2 separate regions of the Homo sapiens genome follow, and region 1 is linked to region 2. Evidence: chromatin loops called from intact Hi-C (ENCODE). Cell type or tissue: Caco-2. All regions are shown on one strand. Links, peaks and the distances in the headings refer to the core of each region. The heading gives the core; the rest is flanking DNA.

Region 1 (8,930 bases), core at 690-8,689, 85 kb before region 2:
ATGTCTGCCGAGGTATGTGAGAGATAAAATTCCTGTTTTCCACACTGTCACAAGTCACAGTTGTCAAAGCCAGTGGCTGCATGGCAGACGCCATCTACAGGCATTCTTCTTTGCTGCTGGTGTACTGTGTCCCCCCACATCTCCTGGTGCATTGTGCACACACAGGCACACACACAAACACACACAGGCTAAAAGACACAGCCTGAAACAATAGGCTGAAATGCGCATGAAATCAGAGAGAAACATTTCCTGCACTTGGGTTTAAAAATAACCAACTGTACAGGGATAGGATGAGAAAGTTGTGGCTTAACAGACTTAATTCACTACTTCCAGAGCTATTTTCTTAAAACACACATCTGATCATGTCATTTCAAAGCTCAGACACTTCCGATGGCTTCCCAAGGCATCAAAATAAAGCCCAAACCCCTGGCACTCAAAACCCTATTGCTTGATCCTGTCCCAGCTGTGTTCCCTCGCCACACCCCGGGGTGGTGGATTCTGGAGGCAGGCTGGCTTGAACTGGAACCTTACTCTCCTGCTCACCAGCTCAGTGACTTGGGCAAGTCTGTTCACTTCACTGACTCCCAATTTAATTATCTATAAAAAGAGAGTCATAAATGAGATAACCTACCCAAAGTGCTTCAAGGTTTGCCTGAACCACAGGAAGAGTCTGATAAATACTAGTGCCCTTTCACCTCCTTCTGTCCACAGAAGAATGAAAAAGAGTACCAAATAGCAAATGGGCGCTGGCCAACCCGAAATGAAGGACAAGCCCAACATGCAGGGAGCTTGGGGTGAAGATCGCTGCCGGTGGCAGGAACAGCTTCTCAGCAGTGGTGGCCTCCTGGGCCCTGCAGGCAGAGACCCCTGCATGGGGACCTGTGGGAGCCACACAGCCCCCTCAGTCCTGAGGGAGCCTACAGGGCCACCTTTCCTGCTATGAATCACTGTGATTACCCAGGGCACAGACCCAGGAGAAAGTGTGTTCTCTCGAGTAAGCACAGGAACATCTTATAGTTACTGGGACTTTCTCTGTTATGAGAGGCATTTCATTTTAAAACCTTATTGGCACCAGTCTTTTAATGTGGCTGATGGCACAAAAAATTGAAATTTGGAAGAGTCTAAACTGGATGCTGGATGTTAACAGAGTCGACAGCAATAATAAATAAGAACAGCTACCATTTATCGAATCCTGATTACATGCCAGGCACTCTGCTTACTGCGTCACGTACACACTCCACAGCATCTAAACACCCAGCTCATTGCCTTGTTCTCGTATCACCATCTTACAGCTGAGAAGACAGATGAAGAGCGGTTCTGTAACTAGCCCTGTGGCACAGAACGAACGCACAGTGGGTCTGGAACTGGAACTCAGGCTGTTGTTCCCTCCAGCTGTCGCTCTGGCTACGGTGCCAGAGATGTGGCCACCTTGTTAAGCATCCTCCCACTCCCCTCTCCTTGTCCCCAGGCCAACAGTCACAAGCTAATGGCCCCTTGCCAATTTCCCTGATGGAAATGGATTCTGTCATAGCCTGGACTTTCACAAATCAAGAGAATGAGTACGGTGACCTGGATAAGAAGAGCTGTTTCTCAGGATTCCTGGGGTTGTAACTTGCTGCTAGCTGTCTGCACAGCAAGATAATTTGTAGCTTGTCCTCTGCGCATAGCCTGGGAATCCCCTGTTTTCTCAGTCATGTGGCTTGGAGAAAAGGCATCCCTCAGGATTCTCAGGATCCTCACTTTGGGATCCTCACCTGGGCCTGGGAACCAGCAGTTATTGAAATCCCGCTCCCCCAGAAGTAACCAAAAGAGCTCTCTGATACTATCTCCCCCCACACCCTCCAGCCCTCTCAAGCTCACATGCCTCTATTCTGCTCAGATTCTTACCAATACATGCCTGCTGTGGTCAGCCTGAGGATACAAAGCCTACAGAGCCACCCAGCATGCTCTGGGACAGGCTCTGATGAGGGACCACTGACTCACAGAGCAAACCCATGCAGACAGGAAAGCCCGTGAACAGGCAGTGAGCATCTGTAAGGCATGGGATTTAATCTTCATAAAACCTCTGCAACAAAATACACCTGTTTTACAAATGAAGACCCTGAGGCTTAAGCAGATAGAATGACTTGGCCCAGGTCACCCATCAGACTCCAAAGCCCATGGACAGGCCAAGACCAGCACTGTCTGGCATTATCTTCCCCTAGCCTTCTCCGAGACAAGCCACACAGGCACCAGTCCTGAGAGACGTACCAGGCTCAGCTCCCAACGCTCACTCCCCATCTCTCATCCAAATCTCTGTCTACATTTCACCACCCAGGCTGCTTCTTCCTGGTCCCTCAGAATCTTAGACTCTCCAAGTTAGCATGGAAGTGAAGCTCAATGCCAGCTTAGATGCTGCTGTACTCCAGCCAATAAAATGAATGGCCGTATGGCGTGGTGGAAATCACAGTGGACTCGAGCCAGAACACTTGGATTTAGGTCCCTACTTGACTACTAACTGGCTTCTGACCTAGGCAAAGGCACTTAATTTCACTTATGGCTTCCTTGTGTTTAAAATGGAGACAGGAAAGGGCATTATGCCAGAACAACACTGGTTGCCCAGCTCTCTACCCACATGACCTGGAGCAAATTCCTCAGGGACACAAACCACTCCAGTGTAAGGCTGCATGTGAGGTGGCGGGATGCTAAGATGGGAGGCAGCAGGCCAGGGTGAAGGAGGGAAGGGACCAATAGTTCTGTCCAACAGAAAAAGACTGCAAGCCACATATGGAATTATCAGTTTTCTAGCAGCCACATTAAAAGTAAAAAGAGGCCAGGTGCAGGGGCTCACGCCTGTAATCCCAGTACTTTGGGAGGCTGAGGTGGGCAGATTGTTTGAGGTCAGGTGTTCGCGACCAGCCTGGCCAACATGGTGAAACTGTCTCTAGTAAAATACAAAAAAATTAGCTGAGCGTGGTGGTGCATGCCTGTAAACCCAGCTACTTGGGAGGCTGAGGTAGGAGAATCGCTTGAACCTGGGAGGTGGAGGTTGCAAAGAGCTGAGATTGCACCACTGCACTGCAGCCTGGGCAACAGAGCAAGACTCTGTCTCAAAAAGAAAAAAAGAAACAGTTACAATTAATTTTAATAATGTATTTGACAAAATATAGAGAAATAGTCTTTCAATATAAAAAATTATAGGAGAGATTTTACTTTTTTTGGTATTAAGTCTTTGAAATCCAATATGTATTTTGCACTTACAGCATGTCTCAATTTGGGTGAGCCACACTTCAATAGCCATATGTGGCCAGTGCTGACAGGATGTGGCAGCCCAGGACTAACATTTCTAAGCCAAGCTCTGGCCTCGTATTCTATGAACATGATCTCATATTATCCTCCCCTTCGCTCTGCAAGGGCAGCATCACCACCCCTCTACACAGATGAGGAACCAGAGTCAGCACAGTTGAGCCACTTGTCCCAGGATCTAGGCTAAGGAGTCGCAGGAGGAGGATGTGAACCTAGGTTCACCTGGCTGAGAGGAAAGGCTGATCTAAGGTTGTGGGAATTTCACAGCACAAGCTGGCTTCCCAGATGCAGGCACCTGTTAGGTTTGGGGATGCCCTGTATAATCCATTTTACACAGGTCAAGTACATATGTACATTCCATAGGAGCGGCCAAGGTCTTTCCATCTATGGATTTCCTGGGCCATGAACCAGCAACTTCCTGCCACATCAGTCCCAAGCAAAAGCAGAAGCTGGGCTCTCCCTACCTAAACCCAGCATTGTTCTTCCCTCTTTCAAAATGCATGTTCATGCTGGTATTTTATCTCCTAAACAATTCTGTTTAATCCATGTTAGAGATTTGCTATGCTGTATAATCACCTTTTTGTAGTTTTTAATTCTTAAAGATGCATTTCTGCTACTTTTGAACAATTAAATGCAGTTTCATTACTCACTTTTACTGCGTGGAAATTGTACATCTATGACTAGCCTCAAGCTTTGTATTATGAACACTATTTTTCCCTTTATATCTTCAAACAGACTTTTGGCCTTTGCTTAAATAGGCATTTAGACTAAGCCGCACACGGTTTTGAGCTGATGTAGCAGGAATCTGCATAGTAACAAAACCTGAGTGCAGAACGCCTTTCTGTTACAATAGCTATCCCACTCTGCACTCACCAGCCCCAGAACTTTTCTGTGCTTCAACCATGCAATGCTGTCCTTGTCTATGGAACATCAGCCTGGGACTTAACCTGGTTATCATGTAAGCCTGGGCCTTCCAGACTAGTTATTCTGGGGCTGAGCTTGGTCAGGAGATGCTGTGTGTCCCAGGAGGGTCCACACTTCAAGATCACCTAAGCGGTCAGGAGGGATACAGATGAGGCCAGCCTTAACACCTGCTCATCTTGAGGGAGGGAGGCTCTCAAAAGGGAACACCACATCTGGGATACACTGAGCCCTCTGCCTCATGCCAGCCCTGCCATCCCGCTCACCACTACCTGACATTCAAGGCAGAAATGTTTCCAAAGGCACTGGCTGAGCATCCCAGGTGGCCGGAGACAGCAGGTGATTCGTGCTCACAAGTAAACCCTGGAACGAATGGCAAGATAGATATTCTTTCCAAAACGATTCCCAACTCTGATTAGACGTGTCTTTAAAATGGAACTGTTTCATAAAAACTGTCTTCTCGTCCAGAATTGATGTGACCATTTCCTCAGTCCTCCTTTATTTTAAAAATCCATGTTTAATCCATATTTAGAAATCCATACCCATCTGAAGTAGGTGTTAATTTACATGACCCAGGAGATGACATAAAAGGTAAAAAGTGAGGTGGGAAGGCCGGGCGTGGTGGCTCACGCCTGTAATCCCAGCACTCTGGGAGGCCGAGGCGGGCGGATCATGAGGTCAGGAGATCGAGACCATCCTGGCTAACATGGTGAAACCCCATCTCTACTAAAAATACAAAAAAATCAGCCAGGCATGGTGGCAGGCGTCTGTAGTCCCAGATACTCAGGAGGCTGAGGCAGGAGAATGGCGTGAACCCGGGAGGCAGAGCTTGCAGTGAGCCGAGATTGTGCCACTGCACTCCAGCCTGGGCGACAGAGCGAGACTCAGTCTCAAAAAAAAAAAAAAAAAAAAAAAAAAAAAAGCAGAGAGGGGAGGGTGCATTCCAAGTGTTCCCCAGCCCTGACGTCCCGTGGAGCCTGACAACATGCTTCATGACAGTGACACAGTGCCCGGAACACTGCAGCACTGTCTGTCAGGACTAATGACCCCAGAGGCAGCTGTCATTAGCCAATTCACTAATTAGGGGCCTGTTTGTAGAGCTAATGGGAAGGGTAATCATTTGTTAGCTTAAGTAAAACTCCCGGGCATTCCTGACAACTGTTATCATAGAAAAGTCTGGAAGGCAATTCATCTATCTCTGTGAAATTCAAAGAACCCAGATAACCAGTCATCTTTTACAGCACAAACCTCCTTTAGGAATCTGCTGGTAGGAGCTTGTCTTTGACTCCTAATATATCCTCTGTAGCTGCAAATAAATATGTCTACACATAGACCAGGGGCTTTTCCATGCTTGCACTCCAGTGGTCTGACTTCTGTGAGCTCAATCCAGGTTCTCAGACCTTGAGCCCAGGGAAATGCTCAAGGCTGAGGCCGCTGACAGGAGAAGAGCGCAGAATCCCAACACAGAACGGGCAAGCTCTCTGGTTATAGGCAGAGCGAGTGTGAGAGTGCATGAATGCATGCATGTGTGAGAGAGACAGTATGTGTGGAGAAGGGGGTATTTTGATGCTGCAATCAGTTTTCACTGGCTTGTATGTTAAAGATAAATAAAAACATCAAATTTTCTAAAGATGATTTTATTCACTCCTTATAGAAGTTTTAAAAAACATGAAGTGTGAATGAAGAATTGATGTGGTTTGGATATTTCAGTCTCCAAATCTCATGTTGAAATGTGACTCCCCAGTGTTGGAGGTGGGTCTGGTGGGAGGTGTCTGGGTCATAGGGGTCGGGGTCCCTCATGAATGGCTTGGTGCCCTCCCCATGGTAATGAGCGAATAATGAGAGTTGATTATTTAAAAGAGCCTGGCATCTCTCTTGCTCTGTCTTTTGCCAGGTGACACACCGGCTCCTTCTTTGCCTTCCTCCATAATTGTAAGCTTCCTGAGGCCTCCCCAGAAGCTGAGAAGATGCTGGTTTCAGGCCTGTACAGCCTGTAGGACCATGAGCCAAATAAACCTCTTTTCTTTATAAATTACCCAGCCTCAAGTATTCCTTTACAGCAATGCAAATGGATAATACAAGAATATTGAGATGAAATTTAACTTGCCACCAAAAGCTTCCTGAGCCATTCATTCATCTCACTCCTGGAAATGGTAGGAAATGAGGGTTGAGGACCCAGCCTACCAGAGAAGCCTTGGGGAACAAACGACCCCTACAGCACAAGTATAAGGGGAGGTTGTACCAGGCTTCGGAGAGGCAAGAAGAGGGGCCTATGGAAGCAGGTAGGGCTTCCATTCCAGAAGGGTCTTAGAGACTCTGTGGTCCAACTATGTCATGACATAGATGAAGAGATGAGGCTCACAGTGTGAGGTGACTTTTCAGAACCGTGGGTCAGTCCAGTAATAGCACAGACATGATCTCACTCTCCAGACACCCCTCCCTCCCGGACCCCAGGCTCCCTCAGCAGTCACCCAGAGCCTCACCCCACCCCACAAGGACCATGCTCCTTTCAGAAGCAGTAAACAACAATCTTCAAATAGGGCAACCTAGGACCCTCAGCCCAGCGGCAGCCAGGGCTGCTGCTAAATAACATCCAGAGAAGCCCCGCCTGCCCTGGGCCTGCTCAGCAAACGGACAGGGAGGCTCCAAGGGCCCTTCTTGCGCCCGTGCACTGAGTGTGCCCAGCTGTGTCAGCCCGATCTGGTCACTGGGCACATGTGCCATTCTGCCATGCCAGCAAGGCAGCAGGAAGGCATGTGCCAGCCTGAGGAGCCAGTGCCAGTGCCAACCCTTAAGCCACAAGGACAGCCCTCCTTCCTGCGGGAAGGGCTCAGGCTCTCTGCAGGGCTGCTGGTCGCCCACCACAGGCTCTCTGGACTCAAGGCTCAGGATGACGTTCTCTGGGCCCTAACTCTGGGAAGAAGCGGGGTGGGGGAAGGCCTCCTCACCAGAGGAAAAAGTAACAGATCTCTTTGAGGCAGTTCAGAAGTCAGGATGGATTTAGAGGCTTTCCCTGGGGGGATTTCCTGGGGAAGTGATTAATTTGCTGGCTGGAATACATTCAGTTTGGCAGTTGATCTAAACTCCAGGACTCATAGCAATCACTTAGGAGTTTGTTTACATGGCAGATTCCAAGGGCCTCGCTTGGGGTGGGGCCCAGGACTCTATTCCATGATTCTGAGGCAAGTGGTCTATGGGCCACCACAAACCAGGGTCACAGCACACTGGCACAGGCAGATCTGCAAAGCGTGGTGTTATCAGGGCTACCGAGAGGTGCTACGGGCAGCAGGGCATGGTGAAGGCTCTGAAGCCCCTCTCTCCTCTAAAAGAAGACAACAAGAGGAATGCACATCTCACTGGAGCCTCCGTGCTCTTAGATAAACATCCGCCTCAGTGATTCTGAACTTCGGGTGCCTGCAGGGTGAAACCTGTGTGCCTGGCTGAGGACAAGAAGGACCAGGCCCTGAATCCTGGCTCTGCCGCTTCCAGCCCAGCAACTTAGGATGCGTCAGCCTAGCTGAGCCTCACTTCCTCATCACAAAAATGGGGTGAGGGCTCCCCGTCCCAGGCGGGTTTAAGTGAGATGAGATGAGACGAGCCTTTCTGTTGTGAACAGTTTGTCCTGGCCCCTCTTTTCAAGTGCAGAATACACCAGGGGCCTGTAAGCTGGTATTTTGGAGTAAACACTATTGACTAAGATACCAATTCTCCTGGTAATCAGCTTGGAACAGAGGACTAAGAAGGGGAGCTTAGAAAGGTCCCAAGGTGGGTAACTAACTGGGAGGTATGTATGTCAAGGGGCACTAAGAAGAAAGGGGAGTGTTTGGCATGTCTACCTAAAATGACCTGGGGGGCAGACTCAGGTAGCTGCCTGAGGTGAAAGAGCCCAAAGTCAAAGTTTACCGGCTCCTCAAGCTGCCCTGGGCTCCGTGTCAGTCGCAGGGCCACACTGTGAGGAGCACAGACCGTGTAAACAGGGCCATAACAGGGAGCAGGCTGCCCTGCAGCAGCCTCACCAAGACCAGGGACTGGCGGATGAGGCTGGGTCGGCTCTGCAGAAGCAGGCAACCCAGCAAGCACATCCCACCAGCCTGTGCTGGGCCCAGGAGGGGAAGGAAAGGCCTGCTGCGAATTCCACCTTCATGTGCTGAACCTCAACTAAACCAACAAAAGGAAAAAGGGCACTCCCTGCCCCTGGTCCCTGGGAAACCCAAGGCTGACTCCACAAAGAACCTCAACTCTTTCCATGGGAAGGTAGGTGGAGGGTGTCCCCAGGGGTGCGGCCAGTCAGGGCTTTGGGTGCTGGGCAGTGACGGTGGGAAGCAAAGCCTCATGTTTCCCTTGGCGCCCTGCTCCACCAAGGCCTGCCCCCACAGAGCAGGAAGAGAGCCGGCCGCCCCAGGACTTTCTGATGACAGGGCAGCCAGTCTGGGCAGCAGTAGGGAGTGCAGCGGGACGGGAAGACCTCACTGTAGACACTCCAGGCTGGGGGCCTTTGGCAGATAGGAAGAGATGGGCGCTCCCAAGAGCCAGCCCTGAGCTGTTTCCATCAGAGAGAGTTCTTTTCTAACAGCCAGAGCTGTACAGAGATGAAATGGGAGGTGCTGGGTGTGGCTGAGCTAGAATGGGTGCTGAAACAGCACCTCTTGTTTTGCTTCTAAAGGAGATAAGAGCTTCGGAGTTCAAAGAGAGAAGGGAAGGGGTAGGGATGGATAGAGGTTTCC
Region 2 (8,930 bases), core at 325-8,324:
CCAGAATTTCCTCTCCTTTAGCAAAGCAGAGACTTGGTTTCTAGGAGGAGAACTAGGGTAGAGATGAGAGGGGAGAATGACAAGAGGAAAACAGATTTTAGAGAGGCAAAAATGCTGCGAGGCTCTTTCCTTTCTGCCTGAAACAGAGATATGTACACATGCCTCTAGCAGCCAAGCCCAGGAAGGGAAACATGGGGAGCACAAAGGAGACCAAAGAATTGCACAAATAAAAAGACAAAACCAAAACCCTGTGCCTATGAACATATCGGCAACTGTGATAATTAGAGCTATGGCTGGTGGAATTTTTTTTACCCTTTTCTGGGATCTCAAATCACAATCCTTGTCATTATAAGCTACAGTCAAACCTGTGCATGAGACTGCTCTGTGAAAGATTTACTTGTTAAGGGCCACTCGGAAAGCAGCTCAGAGGTGCACTGCCATTCCTCAGACTATGGAATATCACCATCAGCACGCTGTGTTCATGGCATGTCAACTCTGGCCATCCCCTAAACACCGGCAAAGGTGGACAAGCAGGTGTTGATGGGGCAAGGAAGAACCTCCCTCTTTTCCCCATGGCCTGGAAATCCAGAAACCCATATTTCTGTCAGCCTCCACTGTGGCATGCCACAGGAGAAAACCCCTGTGGAAATCAGGCCCCTCAAGCAAACTGTCAATTTCAAAGCTCCAAACCATGACAAATGATTTGCGAAGATTTGCCTGCAATAAGCTGATGGCTCAGGTTGCTTGGCATGCTGTCTCAGGCATGAGGGGGAACAATTTTTTTTTAACCTCCCAACCATCCCCTCCCACATTTTAAGCCATTTCTTTGAAAAATCTGTCATGATCCACAAATTAAACCAAAAAATAAGCAAGTTACCAAATGAATTTTCAAGAGTCGTGGTAGGGGTTTTTTTTTTTTTTTTTTAAAGGCATGATGATATGTTTTTAAATCTCATTCATTTCAAAGGCTTATCCTTAGAAAAGCAGTGAGTGTGCAGCCGTAGTGCACTTTGATCTTCCCGACTCCCAGGAGAAAATCAATAATAAAACTTTAATGTATTTGTATAGCAAGACATCACGTTATTATTATTTTTACCAAATGCAGCTTAACTAAAGTGGAAAAGGTATACTGGGACTCAGCACCGCCCTGTGGTGAAAGTGAATTTTTTTCTAAAATTGAACTACCGTAGAGCCAGCCACATTCAACAAAAAAAGGTGGGGCAGGGGGAGACAATTAAAAACCAATTATCTCCATGAATGCAACTTGTTGAAAGGCTCTATTTGGGTGCCTGCTGCAGAATGCAGGAGGGCATGTCCAAGGAGTGACTGGCATCTGGGCGAATGGGCACTGGGTCTGCGGACTCCTCTCTCCCCCCATGACAGTGATGTGTTCTGGTCAGATGCCTTTAGGACCTGGCCCCGAGGAATGCAGCCAAGCAGGAGTCTTACCTTCCTCTCAATACGCTCCAGCTGCTCCTTGTAGAAGGTGTCACGGCGTCTTAGCTCTGCCTCTCTGCTCTCCAGCTCCCTGGCCTGCTTGGAAGAGAACAAAGCCCACGTTAGCCAGCAGCGATGGTGCTGGAATGGTGCTGCAGGGAGAAGGCGACGGACATTTCTGCTCACATTCACAATGAGAACAGTAGCAATAATGAGTTGAAAACCTTATGATATGCCAGATCATTCACATATATTGTGCTTAATTTTCACAACAATCCTTCAAGGTGGGTAATTACTATAGCCACTTCACAGATAAATAACATTTATTGATTATGGGAGTCCTGTTCACAGTTCTCCCACAGTTATTTCCTTTGATCCTTACCACACTTCTAAAGGGCAGGTGGGATCATCATGATCCCCTGCTACAGATGAGAAGCCAGATGACAACAGGGGGCCTAAGTAGTTGTCTGAAAGCTCACAGCTATTCAGAGAGTAGCTGGGGTCTGAACCTTGGTCAATGCAGGTGTGTCCGGCCGCTGGGTGTGCTGCCGTGAGCCACACAGCTATGTGCTGGCCTTGGTGTCTTTATGCTTGGAACCACACCATGCCACAGCCTCATGCTCTGAGCTGGAAGGAGCAGGGATCCATGCCTGCAGGAAGACACGCACAGAGTCAGCTGGAGAGGCGCTGCTTCCTCACCCGCCTGATGGGGATGGTTGAGTCCCTGTTGGAGCACAGGGCCAAGGGCCCTCCCTCCAGATCCAGTTAGGCTGAGGGCTCAGCTCACCAGGGCAAGCAACCTGAGGCTGGCAGATGTCAGGTTGAACCCAGCCCACCCTTAATTAGCTAGGCGACCTTGAACAAGTTCCTGACCTCCAGCTTCCTCAGGCATGATGTGTAAAGCTGGAAGGGATGCATAGCTGTACAGAAGGTTAAAGGAAACCCCAACAGAAGTGGGCAAGGTCTCAATAGACCTCCATAAAGGGTCACCAGCACACGGCAAGGCAGGGATGTAAGTCCCGTCACTGGGATACTCATGTCCCCAGAGTCTCCAGGGGCTTCCCAGGCCTAGGCCCCAGGGCCCGCCTCTACCCTCCATGGGTCAAATGTGGAACAACTCCACACTAAGGGTCAGGATGGAGACAGTCACAGGGGCCTGGGAGCTCAGGACTGCCTTTTGTGACTGTATGGAGGAATAACACCAACTGCTTGTTGTCTGTCCCTATGCTAGGGCTGTGTGCGCTCAGGTATTCCGCTAAGCTCCTGATGACACTGAATCCTCACTACCCACAAGAGCACAAGCTAGCCAGCGGTAGACTGTGAACCTAAGTTCATATGACTTCCAAGTCCTGAGCTTTTTCCTTTTAAGCCACTCTATGGTATCAGCACATGGGTTTGAATCACTCAAAAACATGGGGTAAGACATGAACCCAAGTTTTTGAAAGCCCATCTCCCTGGCAATGCTACTCCTACTGACAGGGAACCTTGCAGAACCACCAGCAGGTTGGTCTGTAATAAGAGCTGACCACTCACTAGTGCCCCTGAGTGCAGAGCACCAGGAGAAAGACTCAGCTGAAAGGGCCACACCAGGCCAGTGGGCTTGGGTGGCTGGCTGAACCCCTGAGAGTTAAGTTCTAACATCGGCTCTATCACTGAGTGGCCTCTAGGAAGCCTGAGCAAGATGCTGTCTTGTCTGTTTTCCCCTTACCTGTATAAGGGAGAAGAAGTAGTAACCTGGATCCCCAGGCAGCTGCAGGGGATCTAAAAATGCCAGGAAGGCTTCTGGAATGCCTCTGGAATGCCAACACTTCAGAAAAGCTAAATACAAACAGTGGGACTAAATGCCAGGAATTTCTCACAGGGCTTTTCAAAGTGTGCTGCTGAAGCTGTGTCCCAGGAATGCAAGCACGGCTAATCTGCGCTGGGCCTCTCAGCGGTCCAGCACTTAACTGTTACCAATCCCTGGTGCAGTGAGAGGAGAAGCTCGTCTGATGCAATTAAACAGCCAGTAAAAGAAAGTCTCTGAGGGCTCTGGACCTGTCATTTTTTGACCAGCAGTCCCAGCCAAGCAGGAAGATGACATCTGAAGGCAAAACCATCATAAGGCTCTTCAGCTGCCATTCTCTACAGTTAAGTGAAGCAGCAGAGACAAGGAGGTGCGTTCACACATCCACCACCATCCCACTGACACACTGCGATGCCTCCTCTGGGCCGTGGCTACCAGGATGCTCATCCTGAAGCTTTCAGGGCCTGTGCCAGCAGGACGTCTATGTGATGAATGGGACGCAGGACTAAAGTGTTGGGTGAAGATGCCTAGCCATCAGCACCTCCTTAGGCTAGAGACTGTTCACACAAACAGGAAGAAACGTTGAGGACATCAAGGCCTACTTTTCTATTCATGTCCAATGCAACACAATTGAGCAGTTAAGAATGAAATGAACTGTGTGGAGAGGGATGAGGCTGTGCCTCCCACTTGAATGAAAACTCCGTGATGTGCACCATATCCCCAACACCTTGGCTTCGTCACAAGTGAGCCACCAGGGTGGTGAGCTCACCGTCTCTAATTCATCTGCTACAAAGCCCTGCCCACTGGCTCTGCTCATCTGAGATTTAGAATGCAATCCCAATGACTGACAATGGACAGGAGGTGACACGAAAAATGGCTGTAGAAACTGAGTATGACACAAATGCCTGTGTGTCAGTGCCTGGCCCAGAGCAGACACTCACTGATCTGGCTGTGAAGTATGGAAGAGCACACTGGGCAGCACCCGCCACTCCACACAGTTGCCCCGCAGTCTCAAATTGGCTTCCTAGCACTCATGAGAGGCCACGCAGCACGCAGCACAACTGTGGTTTCAGTGCCTGAGTGCGTCACTTACCAGAACACCATGAAGGACACCTCTATGTGACAGACAGAATTGTAAAAGGGCTGAGGGCACAACAGGGAAGCCAGAGAGAGAATTTCTGCTATCATGAAGCTTAGATCCCAGTGGGAGACACAAATGTGTGTGCAGATAAATAATTACAGAGAGATGTGCTGGGAAGACCATAAGACAGACTCACTTGTAGGGTTAGCGGGTTGCTATTTTCCCTAAGGAGATTTCTAAGAAAGTCTTCAGGGAAAAATTTTGAAATTAAGAATGTTGACTCTAATATAAAGGTAAAATGTCATCATTATGAACATGTACTTAGCAGATGACAGTCTTTGAATAGAGAATTGAGGGAATCTGCATGATTTGGTCAAGGACCTCCTCCAGTCAACACAACACAGTGAGTTCACACTTTGATGCCTCTACCCTACTCCAAACACATAGCACTGGCAGATAAAATATAGAACAGATGACAAAAAGACACGGACAAGTTCAAAAACAAGATTAAAGTGTCCAATACCAAACAGAAATGCAAAGCAGTGGGTGAGGCTGAAGCCACAGGCCTGCTGGCTCCAAGTCTGGAGCAGGCAGAGGCAGTCAGGAACCCTCTTTATCGTGCAGGGTCAGAATAAACCACATTCCGCACAAGCGGGGGCCTGAAGCCAGGCTGGCGACCTGCAGCCTAGGGATCTCCCTAAAATAAGAAGCTGATATAAAAAACTTCTGAAGACCTCCACTGAGGGCCAGGGTTTTCAGTTTACTTAAACCTAGAAAGCCTGGAAGCTACAGATCCCGCCCCTGGACCACAAATGAACCTAGTCACTCAGTTCCTGGCTCTGCAATATCACCAGGACCACTGTGGAGACAGGCCTCAGAAGGCCAAAATCAGACCTCGTCCTGCACTGAGGTGCAGGTGTAGGTGACAATAGAAATAGTGAACTTTCCACTCCAAATGAACCTATAAACTGAATCTCAAATATGGGAAGAAATAGAATTTCTAAAAAGGCTACCAATAAAAGCAGTAACTGAAATATGAATTCACTCCAGATGACATTAATTTTATAGGACAATATGACAAAGGATTTCAAAAAACTTTTTATTATGCAAAAATTTAAACACAAGAAAGAATACAATAAAACCCCAGATAGCCATCAGCAAGCTTCAACAATTAGAAACTAAAGAGATCTTCTTTCATCTCTACCCTCTACCTTCTCCACCCCCAGGTTTCTTACAGATCTCTTCATCTACATAGCTTCAATATGTTGCTCTAAAAAATAAGGACTTTTAATTTCTAAAACACAACCATAGTACTATTGCATACCAAAAATAATTTAACATGAATTCTTTAACATCATCAGATATCCAGCTAGCATTACAATCTCCAATTGATGAATAATTTTAAATATGCATGTTTAAGTTGCTCAGAAAGGTAAAACGAAGTAACTTCTGATTTACAAAAAAGAAATTATGAACCTGAAACAGGCTAACCACCAAATAGGTAAAGATTATACATTTAAAATCTACAAAATAAAAAATGAAATGGATAAGACAAACTCTAAGCTGAGAACAACAAGGGAAAAATTATCAAACTGAAATGAAGTACAGAGATTTGAGCAAGAATGTAGTAATAGAAGACAAAGATAAAAAGTCGGGAGGATTGCTTGAGTCCAGGAGCTGGAGACCAGACTGGGCAACAAAGCAAGACTCCATCTTCACAAAAAATAAAAATAAAAAGTTAGTTGGCTATGGTGGCACATGCCCGCTACTTGAGAGGCTGAGGCAGGAGGATTTTTTGGTCCCTGGAGTTTGAGGCTGCGGTGAGTTATGATCGCATCACTGCACTCCAGCCTGGAGAAGAGAGTAAGACTCTGTCTCAAAAATAACAAACCCAAAGATAAAAAGTCTGATAAAAGCTAAGAACTGTGGAAGACAGACTGATGGTCCAGAATGTGTCTAACAGCTGTTTCAGAAGATGAGGAAGGAAAGACTGGAGAGGACAAGGGGGTAAGAGAGGGGAAGGAGGACGGAAGCCAGAGTAGAAGGCAGGTGAGAGGATGGGAGGTGGGCGAGGGGAAGGAGAAAGACACTGGTAGGGGTGACTTAGGGAAAGTGGGAAAGGGGGAGAGGAGAGAGAGGGAGAGAATGGTAAACAGAAAAGACCAAATAAAATTATAGAAATAAGTGTAAGTAAATTGGTTACCACAAAAAGCACACGAAGGGGGCCTCCAAGATGGCCCCTGATGATCTCCACCTCCTAGGCCTCATGCCCCTGTGGGATCTCCTCTTGAGTGTAGGCTGGAACTTGAGACTCATTATTAATAAATAGAATATGGCAAAGTGATGGGATGTCACTTCCAAGATTTAGTTTTAAAAGACAGTGATTTCTGTCTTGCTCATACTCTTTTCCTTGTTCACACTGATGAGGCAAGCTTCCATTTTATGAGCTGCGTCCACTACCACTGTGAAGACAGGTCTCAGAAGGCCAAAATTACATAGTAAGACACTGAGGGTGGCCACTGAACAACAGCCAGTGAGGACCGGAGGCCCTCAGTCCATCAGTCCTCAAGGAACTGACTCCTGCTCACAGTCACATGAGTGAGCTTGGAAGCAGACCCTCCCCCAGTGGAGCCTTCAAATGAGATAGCAGCCCCGGCAGATACCTTGACTACAAGACCTTAGGGCAGAGGCACCCAGCTAAGCCAGGCCCAGATCCCTGACCCATAGAAACCACAAGATAATAAATGTTTAAGTCACTACATTTTGTAATTTGTTACTTAGTAACTGTTAACTAATATATGAACTGATTAATCTCACCCTTAAAAGAAAAATGATTATCAATTTGGATAAAAGAAAGGAAAAAAACCCTAACGACTTGCTACTTAGAAGAAACCCAAGCCCCCATACTAATGGTCTTACAGAAGAAAAGAAATCCTTTACTGGACATAAATATATAGTGGACTGTCTACTGTTTTATTTTGTTTACACAAAATGTTGAGCATTAAATCAAAACTTTAAAAATACACATACACATACACACACACAAACACGTGTACGTGCGAAAATAATGACCCTCCATATAGAGATAAAATACTGGAACCAGACACATTAATGGCCCAGACTGGAATTAATACAAAGGGACTTTAAATAACTATGATTAATATGTTAAAGAACCTAGTAGAAAAAGGTAAATATCACGTGTGAAGATATAGAGAATTTCCACAGAGTGATAAAACTATCTTGCCTCCATTGTTCATGATGAGAAATCAGTCTTTTATATTATTCAGGATTCCTTGTAGATGATGAGTCACTTCTCTCTTGCTATTTCCAAAATCTTTTCTTTGACTTTGCCTTTTGACAGCTTGATTGTGAAGTACTTAAGTGTGGATCCCTTTGAAATATTGTGCAAAGCCACATACATAGTCTTGGTCTTTTAAAATCCCAGGAATAGTATATGAGCTTTTCAAAGCCTCCTATGGCCACCTCATTCCCTAGCTTTTCTTTTTAAGCTTTCAGGTTACCCTATTGTTTGCCCAAATTGTTATCTACCTCCCCAGGCAGCTATAATATTCAACAATTGCCTCTGCTTGTTTTTGACAAATGTCCTCTGGGAAAAAGCTGTTAGCACTGGGCAACCTCTGAGTCAGGTTGTATAAAGACGGCCTTATAAGTGGGGTCTCTTTCAGGGAATCACCAGACAGGAAAAATAATGACATTTTTCTGGGAATGGGGCTTTGAAGGAGGTCCAACCTTTTTCTGCCCCTTCTGGTGGCTGGCAGGCTGCAAGTCTGCACTGTGCCTGTGGACTACAGGTTTTCAGGGCTACTGTGGTGCTGCAGGGGAAACAGGGATGGGACATGATAAATTAAAATGGCACAAAGCTCACTTTTCTTACTCAGAGTCATTCATTTTTTCTTGAACAAATGCTCCTGGATTGCTGCAAGCCTTTGATCAATTTTCAGAGTTCTGAAAAAATAGATTCTGACTAGTTTTGCCAGTTTTTTCATTGCTTTTATGAAAGAGGATTTTTAGAGACCCTTATTCTACCAGTTTCACTGACACCACCGGAAACTATAAAACAGAACCAAATGGAAATGCTAGAAATCCATTTCTAGCATGATATGGCATGAATTCATGGGTTTATTAGCATATTGGACGGAGCAAAAATCAGTGAACTTGAAAACAAGGCATTATAAATTATCTAAATTAAAACACAAACAGACAAAAGAATGAAAAATGAAATGGAACAGGGCCCCCAAGATTAACAGAACAATATTAAATATCCAAAGCATATATTTAATTGGAGTCCCAGTAGAAGAGAAAAGTGGGGCAAAAGAAATAAAATATATGGCCAAGAATTCTCTGGAGTTGATTGACGACAACTAAGTCTGAGACAACAAATCTGAGAAGCTCAGAAAAATTCCAAGCAGGAAGCTTTTATAAAATTCTTAAATAATTCCTTAAGTAATGGGATATTTTTGAACGTAGATTATGTTTTTGAAAAATAATTTCTAGAGCAACCCTAAAAAAGTAATCTAAAAAGCACAAATAGTCAATAGAGGAGATCACAGAATTCTAAATATATTGACTCATCCCCACTCTCCCCCACCAAAAACAAACCTGCAA

The links. A loop is a pair of places that touch in the nucleus more often than their neighbours do. Peaks named below come from ENCODE experiments on the same cell type or tissue, not always from the same donor. Only the 100,000 strongest peaks of a DNase experiment are listed, where the experiment ranks them.
Region 1: a loop joins it to region 2, with 9 times the contacts of the local background. A loop is called at or near these places in 4 of 110 quality-filtered maps.

What each region holds. Positions count from the first base shown.
Region 1 is chr3:126,930,735-126,939,664 of GRCh38, reverse strand. All of the region lies in intron 6 of CHCHD6 (coiled-coil-helix-coiled-coil-helix domain containing 6), which reads right to left. Among named protein-coding and RNA genes, the nearest start is that of PLXNA1, 48 kb to the left of the region's middle. In Caco-2, for the core only: no CTCF peak of the experiment used is centred there; a DNase peak (open chromatin) is centred at 5,214.
Region 2 is chr3:126,845,250-126,854,179 of GRCh38, reverse strand. It overlaps CHCHD6 (coiled-coil-helix-coiled-coil-helix domain containing 6), which reads right to left. Exons shown (of 8, transcript NM_032343.3): 5 at 1,450-1,533. Among named protein-coding and RNA genes, the nearest start is that of PLXNA1, 130 kb to the left of the region's middle. RefSeq lists a silencer at 1,320-1,614 and enhancers at 1,535-2,098, 2,099-2,660. In Caco-2, for the core only: no CTCF peak of the experiment used is centred there; DNase peaks (open chromatin) are centred at 1,449 and 3,339.